2 separate regions of the Homo sapiens genome follow, and region 2 is linked to region 1. Evidence: chromatin loops called from intact Hi-C (ENCODE). Cell type or tissue: CD4-positive, alpha-beta T cell. All regions are shown on one strand. Each heading gives the region's core, and the rest is flanking DNA. Links, peaks and the distances in the headings are about the cores only. Region 1 holds the start of IMPDH2 (inosine monophosphate dehydrogenase 2). Region 2 holds the start of CCDC71 (coiled-coil domain containing 71).

Region 1 (5,367 bases), core at 368-5,367:
TGTGCCTAGCACTGATAGAAAAAGGGGTCCCGGGTCCCTACAGTCACCTTTCATGAAAAGGGTATGAAGGTACAGAGAATCTACCTTCATCACATATTGAGCATGGCCCTGCTTCCTGACCTTGACCTTTTGTCACTGCCATCATTAATCTAGGTGAGACTCCTCTCAGCTTTTTCTCCCTTTTGCCCCTTCAATGGTTTCTCATTACATAGTAATTCTTTTATGGCAGACAACTCCTTTGATGCACTCCCCCTTGCTAACCTCATGTCTGTGGAGCTCTTAGTTCCCTAGCCACACTAGCTCCTCTCCACTCAAGGACATCATATTATGCCTCTTCTCAACTTAAACACAGCTTATCAGGGAAGCATTTCCAGATTCCCCACCTCTTCCCTGTGACTGTTTCCTCGGTAGCACTTATCACTGTTTTTTATTTTGTATTTGTTTAACTTTAATTGCTACCTGTGTCCCCTCCTATCTGTAAGCTCCATGGGTAGGAAATACTTTTCCTGCCCATTTTTTTAAATATCAGCACCTAGTGCTGACCTGGCACTAGTAACCCTTGAATAAATCTTGAATGGATGGATGAATAACTGTTAGAGGATACAGCATGCCAAGTACTTAATAGAGGTACAGCACAGTTCGGGGGAGGGGGGTGAACCCAAGTTTAGGGCCCCACTGTAATGGCCATCATTATTGGGTAGAAAACACAACATGAGGCTGGGCACCGTGGCTCACGCCTGTAATCCAAGCACTTTGGGAGGCCAAGGTGGGTGGATCACCTGAGGTCAGGAGTTCGAGACCAGCCTGGCCAACATGGAAAAACCCCATCTCTACTAAAAAATACAAAAATTAGCTGGGCTTGGTGGCTCGTGCCTATGGTTCCAGCTACTCCAGAGGCTGAGGCAGGAGAATCGCTTCAACCAAGGGGGCGGAGGTTGCAGTGAGCTGAGATCACCTCACTGCACTCCAGCCTGGAGACAAGACGCCATCTCAAAAAAAAAAAAAAAAAAAGCGCAAAGACTTGGAGATAGACGCTTTGAGCAGTGAAGCTGGCTTCAAGTAGGATAAGGATAGACTCACATGAGTCCATGAGAGCCCTAGGCTGGTGCAGTCAGTGATGGATCACAGCTGGTTTGTGGGAAGGAGGGGCAGAGGGGAAGTAACCCAACATTTGGGGGATTTGCAGTAGTCCCAAAGGAGGACCAGGATGTAGTGTGTGGTGGCTGCATGGAATTCAGTAGCTGTGCCACAATAACTTGGGGCCTTACTGTTTGCAGACAGCATCTGTCTGGGAAGTTCAGGGTGGGAGGGTTGAAGTTATATTGGTGGTACCCAACTTTTATCCGCATATTCTTCAGCCCCCAGAGTGTGAAAGGCCGGAATGACACCTTTTACCTGACACCTGAGCCAGTGGTGGCCCCCAACAGCCCAATCTGGTACTCAGTCCAGCCTATCAGCAGAGAGCAGATGGGACAAATGCTGACGCGGATCCTGGTGATAAGAGAAATTCAGGAGGCCATCGCAGTGGCCAATGCAAGCACTATGCACTGAGATGCCTTGGCCATGGCACAAGAGAAACCAGCCAGGAAAAACCAGACAGACTTTCACACTAAAGAAGAGGCCTCCATTTTTTTTTTTCTTTTTTTTATTGGTGTAGTTACGAAGCCTTTCAGGCTGCTTCTGTTTAAAATATAAAAGAAAACTTTGCCCCCTTTGCATCTTCATAAACCTGCTGCGGCAGACTCCTCAGCCGATGGTGGCTCTGGGTTTCCTTGAGTGTCATATGTCCTAGAAAGTTGCTGGCTGACTCTTTTTTGTCTGGGGCCTGGGGAAAGGGCTTGGACTGTGAAAAGAAATGTGGCCCCTTTCCATCTTCAAGAGAGATGGAATTAATGATGGATGGACCCTGGAGGGAATCTCCCCAGCCGACTTCCACTGGGCTGACAGACTTTGCTGACCACAGGGGAACGATGTTCTTTTCTTTCTTCATGATCAGACATAAACTTAGCATCTTAATGGAAGAAAAATGAGGGGAACTTCAATTATGATTTATTAAAGACAATTTCTATTACACCCTCCTTTATGACAAGTGACATTTTAGATGTAAAAGTAAAAACTTTACCATGCCTTTTTTTTTTTTGTTGGCCTAACATTGAGGCCTTAAAACCTGAGGCTCCTGTGCCTGATGGAATTCTTGTAACATACACTTGTGTATCATATAAAGATACCACTCTGTTTCTCTTATGTATTCTTACTCTAGTTGTTTATTAAGAATGACAAGCACGTCTTTTCAACATGTTAGTGAACAACGTCTCTTTATTTTGGGGAGGAGCCCGGCGGGACAGTAGAAGTAAACCCTTGCCTGTTAATTGAACTGGCCGAGGTCCTGCGGGGAGTGTGGGGTGGGACGTGAAGTGGCAGCTCCTCAGTGACAAGGCCACTATGTGCTATACGCATGCGCTGTTTCTTCAGCGCCAGCTCCGCCCCCGCCGCAGCGAGGCGGGTAGGTTCCGCCCGCGCGCACTACGCCCTGACGTCAGCGTCGCGCGCAGCGCAGTGACGAAATCGGCTGGTTTATATTGGCGCGGCCCAGACGGCAGAGGTCTCTGCGGCGCGGTCCTCGGAGACACGCGGCGGTGTCCTGTGTTGGCCATGGCCGACTACCTGATTAGTGGGGGCACGTCCTACGTGCCAGACGACGGACTCACAGCACAGCAGCTCTTCAACTGCGGAGACGGCCTCACCTACAAGTGCGGGCCTATGGGGCTCACCTGGGCGAAGAGAGGGGCGGCACCCTGGGGAAAAGGCCAGATGGGGGCTTCCGAGAGCCGCCTTGGGCGTGGGCGTGGGGGACAGGTTTCGGGAATTGGCCACCCACCTCCGGGGCTCACTTTGAGACATCTGGAGCGGTGCTTGGGGTACGGAGAAGCATCTCAGTAGTGCTTGGAATCTCAGGCCGGAGATTCCATGCTCCAGACACATGGAATTGTCAGGGTGCCAGGAGCACTGATGACAGCTCGGTGGCAGAAAAGGTCCCCTGTACCCATTTCCACCTTGTGCTGTGCCTGTGACACACAGACTCTGTCAGTGCCACTCTCTGCTCACATGCGTTACGGGTTGATTGGTACATGGGGATGGAGTCTCATGCTGCCCTAAGCTGAGAGCTTTACTCCCAATTCACTCCCTTCCCTCGCAGTGACTTTCTCATTCTCCCTGGGTACATCGACTTCACTGCAGACCAGGTGGTGAGTATGATCAGGAATTGGGTCCTGAACATCAAGGTGAGCTAAGGTGCTACTATCACCTGGTCTCTGGGCTAACTCACCAGATTGGGCTTGGGGGTGGATTTTATAGGATCATGTTGCTTGTTAGCATGCAGGTCATACAAAAGTGCCTTTTTGTGGGGGACTCAGTAACACCTTGAGGTGTAAGGGATGCTTTCCCACACTGGTTGACGTTTGTCTCCTCAGGACCTGACTTCTGCTCTGACCAAGAAAATCACTCTTAAGACCCCACTGGTTTCCTCTCCCATGGACACAGTCACAGAGGCTGGGATGGCCATAGCAATGGCGGTGAGCCCCATGGGGTGTGGGGGAAGGAGCAAGGACTCCATCGCCTTTCCCCAAAGGCATTCAGTCCTGCTTCTTGTCACTTAGTAGTAGTCTCTTTTTATCCTGTAGCTTACAGGCGGTATTGGCTTCATCCACCACAACTGTACACCTGAATTCCAGGCCAATGAAGTTCGGAAAGTGAAGGTCAGAAGGGCAACGATCATTAGCAAGCGCTCCTGGGAATTGCACTGAGGTGGGGTGGGGTGGGAGTAGGGGTTTATTCTAATTTAGTATTCTTTCTTCCCACCATGGGGTTCAGTTACTGAGAAGACCCTGAGATTCTGTTTCTTAAAGCAGCAGCAATAGACCAGGTGTACAGTGCCTCCAGCCTACCCATGTCTCTAAGATGTGTTGGTGTGATTTGGTCTTGTGGCACTGCCAAAGGGATCGATAAGCAGAGACCCCATGCTTCAGATCAAGAGCCTGATGAAAGTAGTTCAAAGATGCGATGCCCTTTCTCACCATCCCTTTCCAGAAATATGAACAGGGATTCATCACAGACCCTGTGGTCCTCAGCCCCAAGGATCGCGTGCGGGATGTTTTTGAGGCCAAGGCCCGGCATGGTTTCTGCGGTATCCCAATCACAGACACAGGCCGGATGGGGAGCCGCTTGGTGGGCATCATCTCCTCCAGGGACATTGATTTTCTCAAAGAGGAGGAACATGACTGTTTCTTGGAAGAGGTGGGTGCCACTGGCAGAGTAGATCCAAGCTCTAGCAGCCCAGGTTGAAGACAAGGGGCTTCTGTTGTCTAAGACATCTCTGATAGCCTCTTCTCTCTGGGAAAGGAGTGTCAAACCAAGTTTCTGACTCCTTTATTGGGTTCCTGCATCCTTTCCCCACCAGAGGCTTTCAAACTGCCCAAATGCTTGCTAGTATTCATGCTTTGTTCTTTTAAACCCCTAAGGTAGGGGCAGTGCTTGAGGTCTGCCCTGATTTTCTTGCCATTGTTCCTGTGTTGTCCTCCTTATTCCATAGTGTAAGAGGGTGCTCCCTGTGCCATGTTGTCCTTTCTACTCATCCCTCACTCAATACCATACTGCTAAGAATTATTGGGATCCCTTGAGGAAGGGTGTTTTGGGTGTGAATGTATGAACGTGGTGGTCCATAGAACTTCACCCCTGTAATCTCAGTACTTTGGGAGACTGAGGCAGGCAAATCATGAGGTTAGGAGTTTGAGACCAGCCTGGCCAACATGGTGAAACCCCGTCTCTACTAAAAATACAAAAAATTAGTTGGGTGTGGTGGCGCGTGCCTCTGAGCTCAGCTACTTGGGAAGGAAAGAAAAGAGTTAACTGGTCATAGTCGATGACTGGCCCTTCTTCACATCTCACCTCCCACGTAGATAATGACAAAGAGGGAAGACTTGGTGGTAGCCCCTGCAGGCATCACACTGAAGGAGGCAAATGAAATTCTGCAGCGCAGCAAGAAGGGTAAGTCCTAGAGCTGGGAAAGGGCCTGGAACTAATGCCTAGGGTCCTGATTCATGTCCTGCCCTGACCACAGGAAAGTTGCCCATTGTAAATGAAGATGATGAGCTTGTGGCCATCATTGCCCGGACAGACCTGAAGAAGAATCGGGACTACCCACTAGCCTCCAAAGATGCCAAGAAACAGCTGCTGTGTGGGGCAGCCATTGGCACTCATGAGGATGACAAGTATAGGCTGGACTTGCTCGCCCAGGCTGGTGTGGATGTAGTGGTTTTGGTGAGCTGCTACACAGGTGGGTTGGGGCAATAGGGGCAGCTGCCACATCAC
Region 2 (5,367 bases), core at 368-5,367, 140 kb before region 1:
CCCCAGCTTGACTAAAAATACAAAAAATTGGCCAGGCACAGTGGCTCACGCCTGTAATCCCAGCACTTTGGGAGGCCAAGGTGGGTGGATCATTTGAGGTCAGGAGCTTGAGACCAGCCTGGCCAACATGGTGAAACCCCACCTCTACTAAAAATACAAAAATTAGCCAGGTGTGATGGCAGGCGCCTGTAGTCCCAGCTACTCTGGAGGCTGAGGTAGGAGAATTGCTTGAACCTGGGAGGCAGAGGTTGCAGTGAGCTGAGATCACGCCACTGCACTCCAGCCTGGGCAACAAAGGAGACTGTCTCAAAAAAAAAAAAAAAAAAAAAAAAAAGGAAGAAGAAGGAAAAAAAGAACCATATAAGATGCCAAATGGAAAGCAAAGATTGGGTCCTGGGATCACCCTGTGTTCTCTCCCATCTCATCCTGTCTGGTCCCAGTTGTGCCTGTAGGCTCAGCAGCCACTAGAGTCCAGGTCAAGTCAGACTGCACTCTGATGAGCGCTCCCAAAGAGTTCCATCTAGGGCATACTGGGCACCAGGAGGCAAAAAGTTCGGCCCTACCACCCCCAAAGGGAGCTAGGTACCCCCATGATCCTTATCCCTAATCTCTATCATTTCCCCAGTTCTCATGTCTGGAAGGGACACAGCACAGCCGGAGGATGGACCTACCCTTCCTGGTTTTCCATTTGCCCTAACTTCTGAGCTGAACATCACCAGAGAGGGGTCTGGATATAACTGTACTGTTGCTATCCCTGGAGGATGGGCTCTGGCTCTCCATGGAAGGGGTTTCTGTTTGCACAGCCATGGCCCACCTGCACACAGGAGGCCAACACTGCCGGCTTTGGAGAAGCTGCAGAAGGTAACTGGTTGAATCGGTCCTGAATAAGTGAACAGTCAATCTTCAACCATGGACGGCCAGAGACTGGACTCACCCACAGCTGGGGACTGGGGGCACCAAGGTGGGGCTTCCTGACTGCACCCCATGAGATCCTGGCCCCTGGGACCCTACTCTTGCTTTCTCTCCACCAGGAAAAAAAGGCTAGAAGCACTGACCCCAGAGGAACAGGAGATTTTGCAGTTCCTGCTAGATACCTTGGCTATACTTAAAAGCAGCGAGGACCTCACCATTAGTGCTGAGGCCCTGGGAAGCTAAGAGGCACCAGATGAGGCCTATGGCACTGCTGGGTGGACTAGGCACTTGTCTTTAGGAGTGCCTGGACCCCTCTGTATAAGCAGGGAAAATACAGAGCAACCAGAGGATCCTGGTTGGAAAAAGGGCAGGAAAAAGGGCTAGTACCCAGTCCCTAAATGAAGCATCCCGCCACCCTCCTGTGATTGCCAATAGGCTTCCACCTGACCCCAACTACCAAATAAGGCACCACTGCAAGGGTCAGAGTCCAAGAGTTGTGGCAATATTTCTGCCTCCTGGCTCAGGCTCTGACCCTAGTGCAAATGCCCCCACTACCTCATCCATGAAACCAGGGCTCCCAGGATGGTTCCCAACCTGGACTTGCAAACCTCTGACTAATGGGACCTTTGGTCAGAGCTGTGGAGACCACTCTGACCTCTCACTGAAGTCACAGACCCCTAGGGTTGATTTTGACCTGTGTCCTATAACCACCACCCCGTACTAGCCCAAGAGCATGGATAAAAAGACTGAGGTCCCAGACTCCTAGGCAAAAGGAAAGGGGTTCTGGGCAGTGTTAAGACTGGAAGCAGGACTTCCTTCCATTGAGGGGCTGAGGCTGGGCCAGTGACTATACCTGCCCCCACCTGCCTGAGCAAGTATACTCAGGCCCACAGTGGTATACTGGAGCCCCCAGACTCCATGTGCGCTTGGGCTTGCGTGCACCACTTGTGATCACGTGCACACCAGCCTTTCATGCCATGTGCCACAGGCCCTATTCTCAGGAAGAGAGGAAGGCCTGCTGTCCTCGGAGAAGATACCCTTACTGCAAAACAAAGGAGATCACCTGAGACTCCCTGTCAGGAGGCACTCCTCTTTCACCCTCTGGTCAGGTGTCTGGGACTGAAGTGGGCATTGTCAGTGGCTAAAGATAGATCAGAGGGTGGAAGATGGCCTGAACCTTGTCAGGAGCCCCTCCCAGATGTCAATGCACCACTAGCTCCCCTCAGAAAAGGTGTCAGATGACCCCTAATCCAGTCTTGGCCGGGCTCTAGTGAGTCCTTGCCTGGGGCCGCGTCAGAGGGCACCTCTGTTCTTCAGACTTCTGCACAGGGCCGAACGGGTTTGGAGCAGTCACCGCGGCCACCACCTCCAGGCAGTCCTCCTTGGTACCCAATCTGCTCCGCCCCCAGACTTTGTGGGGAAATGGGGTCTCAGGGGTCAAGGGTCGGTAGGGCGGGCTGGGTCCCGGAAGCGGAAGCGCAGTGCACTTCCGGCGCGCAGCGGGCGGCCATGTTGGAGCAGCGGAGGCGGCGCAGAGGCGCGTCTTGGGTCCCCGCGGCGGCGCCGGTAGGTTGGAGCCGCGGGCCTAGCCGCGCCGCGGAGGGGCGGCCCGCGAGGCGGCAGGGCGGACGGGCAAGCGGCCAACTCTTCCCGGACCCGCGTCCTCCGCCGGCCTGGCCGAGACCCCCCACCCCACCCCCACCCCGCGCCCAGCGACCCCACCCTGGGGCTGTGCGGTCCCGGTAGGGCTAGCACCGTTCACCCTGTACATTTCGCTGCCTCAGTGACCCCCGCCTCACGGCTTGGGCCCTAAGGACGTGCATTCCCAGCCTGAGGGCCCCGATCTGCCCCCTCCCCCGGTCTGCCTGTGTGGCGCCTCTCTCACGCCCTATCTTCCGTCAACTTCTCCTGCCTTCCCCGGGGGCACGTGTGAAGGGAAGTCGGAGGCCGGGCAGGAGCCTCTGTTTCCGAAGCTTCTCGAAAGCCCAGAAAACCCCTCCCAAGAGCCCAGCCTAACCTGGGTGGAAGAGCCCCCAGGTCACCCCAAATATTTGCGCTGGGGCGCGTGTGAGGGTGGGAAATAGGTCCCTCTCTCTTCTACAGTTCACAGCTCTGGGAACTACATCCCTTCAAAAAACATTAATAAAGAACTAAAGTCATGTGCAAGGATTGTGCTTGGAGAACGGTCTCTGGGGAGGGGAAGTGCCCAAGACACCTGAGGATCCAAGAATGTTTCCAAACAAAGAGCCCTAGGGCATTTCCTCCAGGGTATTCTGAAGACTTCATCTGCTGCATTAGAGCGGTGGGAAGAAACTACACAGACGGGCCTCATGGCCCGAGGGACCTGCCTGATCCTGGCTGATCTTTTAATGCTCTGGTGCAGCTGGGGAGCTGCCTCTTGCTTCTGGGAACCCTCAGTGTTGGGTTGGGTATTAGATGTTAGTTATGATTGATGTCCACAGCTTCTTTAAAGAAGTCTGGGAGTAGTTAGGTGTTCTCAGTCACCTCCATCTGGGCTGTACTGAGGTCTGTGGCCCTCCAAGTCTTAGGTAGGACAGTGCATACCGCTAATGTCCCCTTGACTCACCATCCTACTTGCAGCCTTTGGCTCCCATTGTCCTTAAACTTTGGGATCTTGGTCTGGCTTCCTGGTCCCTGGTCTGCCTGGTTGCCTAGAGAGATGTCATTGGCACCTGCTACTCATCAGCTTTTTAGTTTCTGTTGAAGAAAAGTCCGACTCTTGATTAGGTCTCCATGCCTCTGGAGCTAGAAAATGGGTTGCTGAGTACCCTGTCTAGAGACTGAAAACAGAACTTCTGGTGGGCAGGGAGATTCCCCCACCCCACTCCAGCTCCACACATGAACAGCAGCAGCTGGAGAAACAGATGGGCATGGACAGTGGGTGTAAGTCTGGGCCCTTTGGCTAACATTCAGGGTTCTTTGTTGCTCTATCCTCGCCTGTTTTTTCACCTAGATCCCAGATCCCACACCAAGTATGCCTTAACCCTTTCTCACTTTGGAGCCATTGCATTAGCTATTCCCCTTTTTGTTCCATTTCCATCTAATCATTTTTCATTCATCACTCATATCCTAGCTAGGTGTTGTCTCTCCCAGGAATCCTTTCCTGACCCATTGGCAAACTGAGCTGAATGCCAGCATTCACTCCCAAGAATCTTAACAGTGTCTTTTTCTGGCCTTCTAACCTAGGTTCCTTGAGGACAGGGATATTGCCTGTATTCCCAGAGCTGAGTAATTCTAGGTTTCTGGCTTCAGAAAATACAGAGTTGAATTAAAATGTACCAGGCTCAAATCTTTTCAGGGACCCGGCAGCAGGTTGGATGGCTCTGAGGTATTTCTGAGCATGTATCTTGAAGAAACTCCCTGATCCTTAGCCTCTCCTCCCACCCCAGCATGGTAGAGGGTCAGGAGACCAGGGTTTTACACCAGGAAGTGTCTCACTCTGGCCAGATTCCTCAGTGTCATGGAGATTGGGGCACTGATTGACTTGTCTATGTGTTCTGGCCCCTTGTCTTAGTGCCATTCTTATTGACTCTTTTCCTCTTGTCTTGGAGGTGCCAAGCGCTGGTTTGCGGATACCCAGGCAGATCTGCAGTGCCTAATGCCATGAGTGTGGTGGTTCAGCATGTGGAGGAAAAAGCTGTGCACTCCTGGTCGCGCATCTCCACGGCAGGGAAGAAGGCCCTGGAAGAGGCACTGCTTGTCTTTAACCCAATGAGCCAGGATCTCAGTGCCACAGAGGCCCAGCTTGTGGCCTTCCTGCAGGGCCTGCGAGATGATGGCTTCCAACCTACCATCCTGCGCAGTGGTGATGTCTATGGCTATAGTTCATGCACAGCTAATCCCCCAAGCCAGACGAAACTGCAAGCTCGTGCCCCTAACCCAACTGCCACATCACCTCCAGCCAGTGCTCCCCGAACTGCCATGCGGTTGCCTGCAGGTCGGGCCACACTGCTTCCCATGCCGCTATCTGGCAGACTGGCCAAAGCATCCACACCAGCCCTTGCCAAGCATGCTACCACCAACCTGCTGCTGAGCTCTCTGAAGCAATCAAGTGCCAGCCATGCCCGGGGTGCAGCAGTGGGCTTCCCCACCCACCTTTATCCAGGTGTCTACCCTGCCATGCGGCTCTCTGTTGTCCTTGAGGCCCTGGTTCCACTTAAGACTCCCATGCCCTGCTTGGGTGCCAAGCACAAGGCACAGTCACTGCAGCTCTCACTTGCAGACTCTCCTCTGAAACTGCGGAAAAGTTCAGGGAAGGGTCCGGGGAACCCTCGGCCCAAAGCTCCCAGAAAAACCACAAGCAAGGGCCCCAAGTGTCTGACTCGCAAAGGCCCTGGGGCTGGACCCCGACGAGGCTCTGGGCACCAGAGCAAAACCAACAGAGCCACTGGGTCCCCCAGTGTCCGGCGAATGAAAGGGGGCTCTGCCCTGGGC

Evidence for each region. Hi-C counts contacts between places; a loop is a spot of excess contacts. Peaks named below come from ENCODE experiments on the same cell type or tissue, not always from the same donor. Only the 100,000 strongest peaks of a DNase experiment are listed, where the experiment ranks them.
Region 2: a loop joins it to region 1, with 2.4 times the contacts of the local background. A loop is called at or near these places in 10 of 110 quality-filtered maps.

Annotation. Positions count from the first base shown.
Region 1 is chr3:49,026,636-49,032,002 of GRCh38, reverse strand. It overlaps IMPDH2 (inosine monophosphate dehydrogenase 2), which reads left to right and starts at 2,605. Exons shown (of 14, transcript NM_000884.3): 1 at 2,605-2,750; 2 at 3,197-3,245; 3 at 3,471-3,572; 4 at 3,681-3,755; 5 at 4,087-4,293; 6 at 4,956-5,043; 7 at 5,117-5,316. The coding sequence starts at 2,653. QRICH1 (glutamine rich 1) reads left to right here. Exons shown (of 10, transcript NM_198880.3): 10 at 1,359-2,296. The coding sequence ends at 1,551. RefSeq lists enhancers at 2,605-2,814, 2,268-2,869, 2,870-3,472. In CD4-positive, alpha-beta T cell, for the core only: no CTCF peak of the experiment used is centred there; a DNase peak (open chromatin) is centred at 2,522; H3K4me3 peaks cover 1,197 bases; H3K27ac peaks cover 3,043 bases.
Region 2 is chr3:49,163,378-49,168,744 of GRCh38, reverse strand. CCDC71 (coiled-coil domain containing 71) reads left to right here and starts at 2,414. Exons shown (of 2, transcript NM_022903.4): 1 at 2,414-2,478; 2 at 4,485-5,367. The coding sequence starts at 4,537. RefSeq lists enhancers at 2,133-2,252, 2,273-2,342, 4,888-5,367 and silencers at 2,493-2,572, 2,593-2,652. In CD4-positive, alpha-beta T cell, for the core only: no CTCF peak of the experiment used is centred there; DNase peaks (open chromatin) are centred at 2,404 and 2,774; H3K4me3 peaks cover 1,673 bases; H3K27ac peaks cover 871 bases.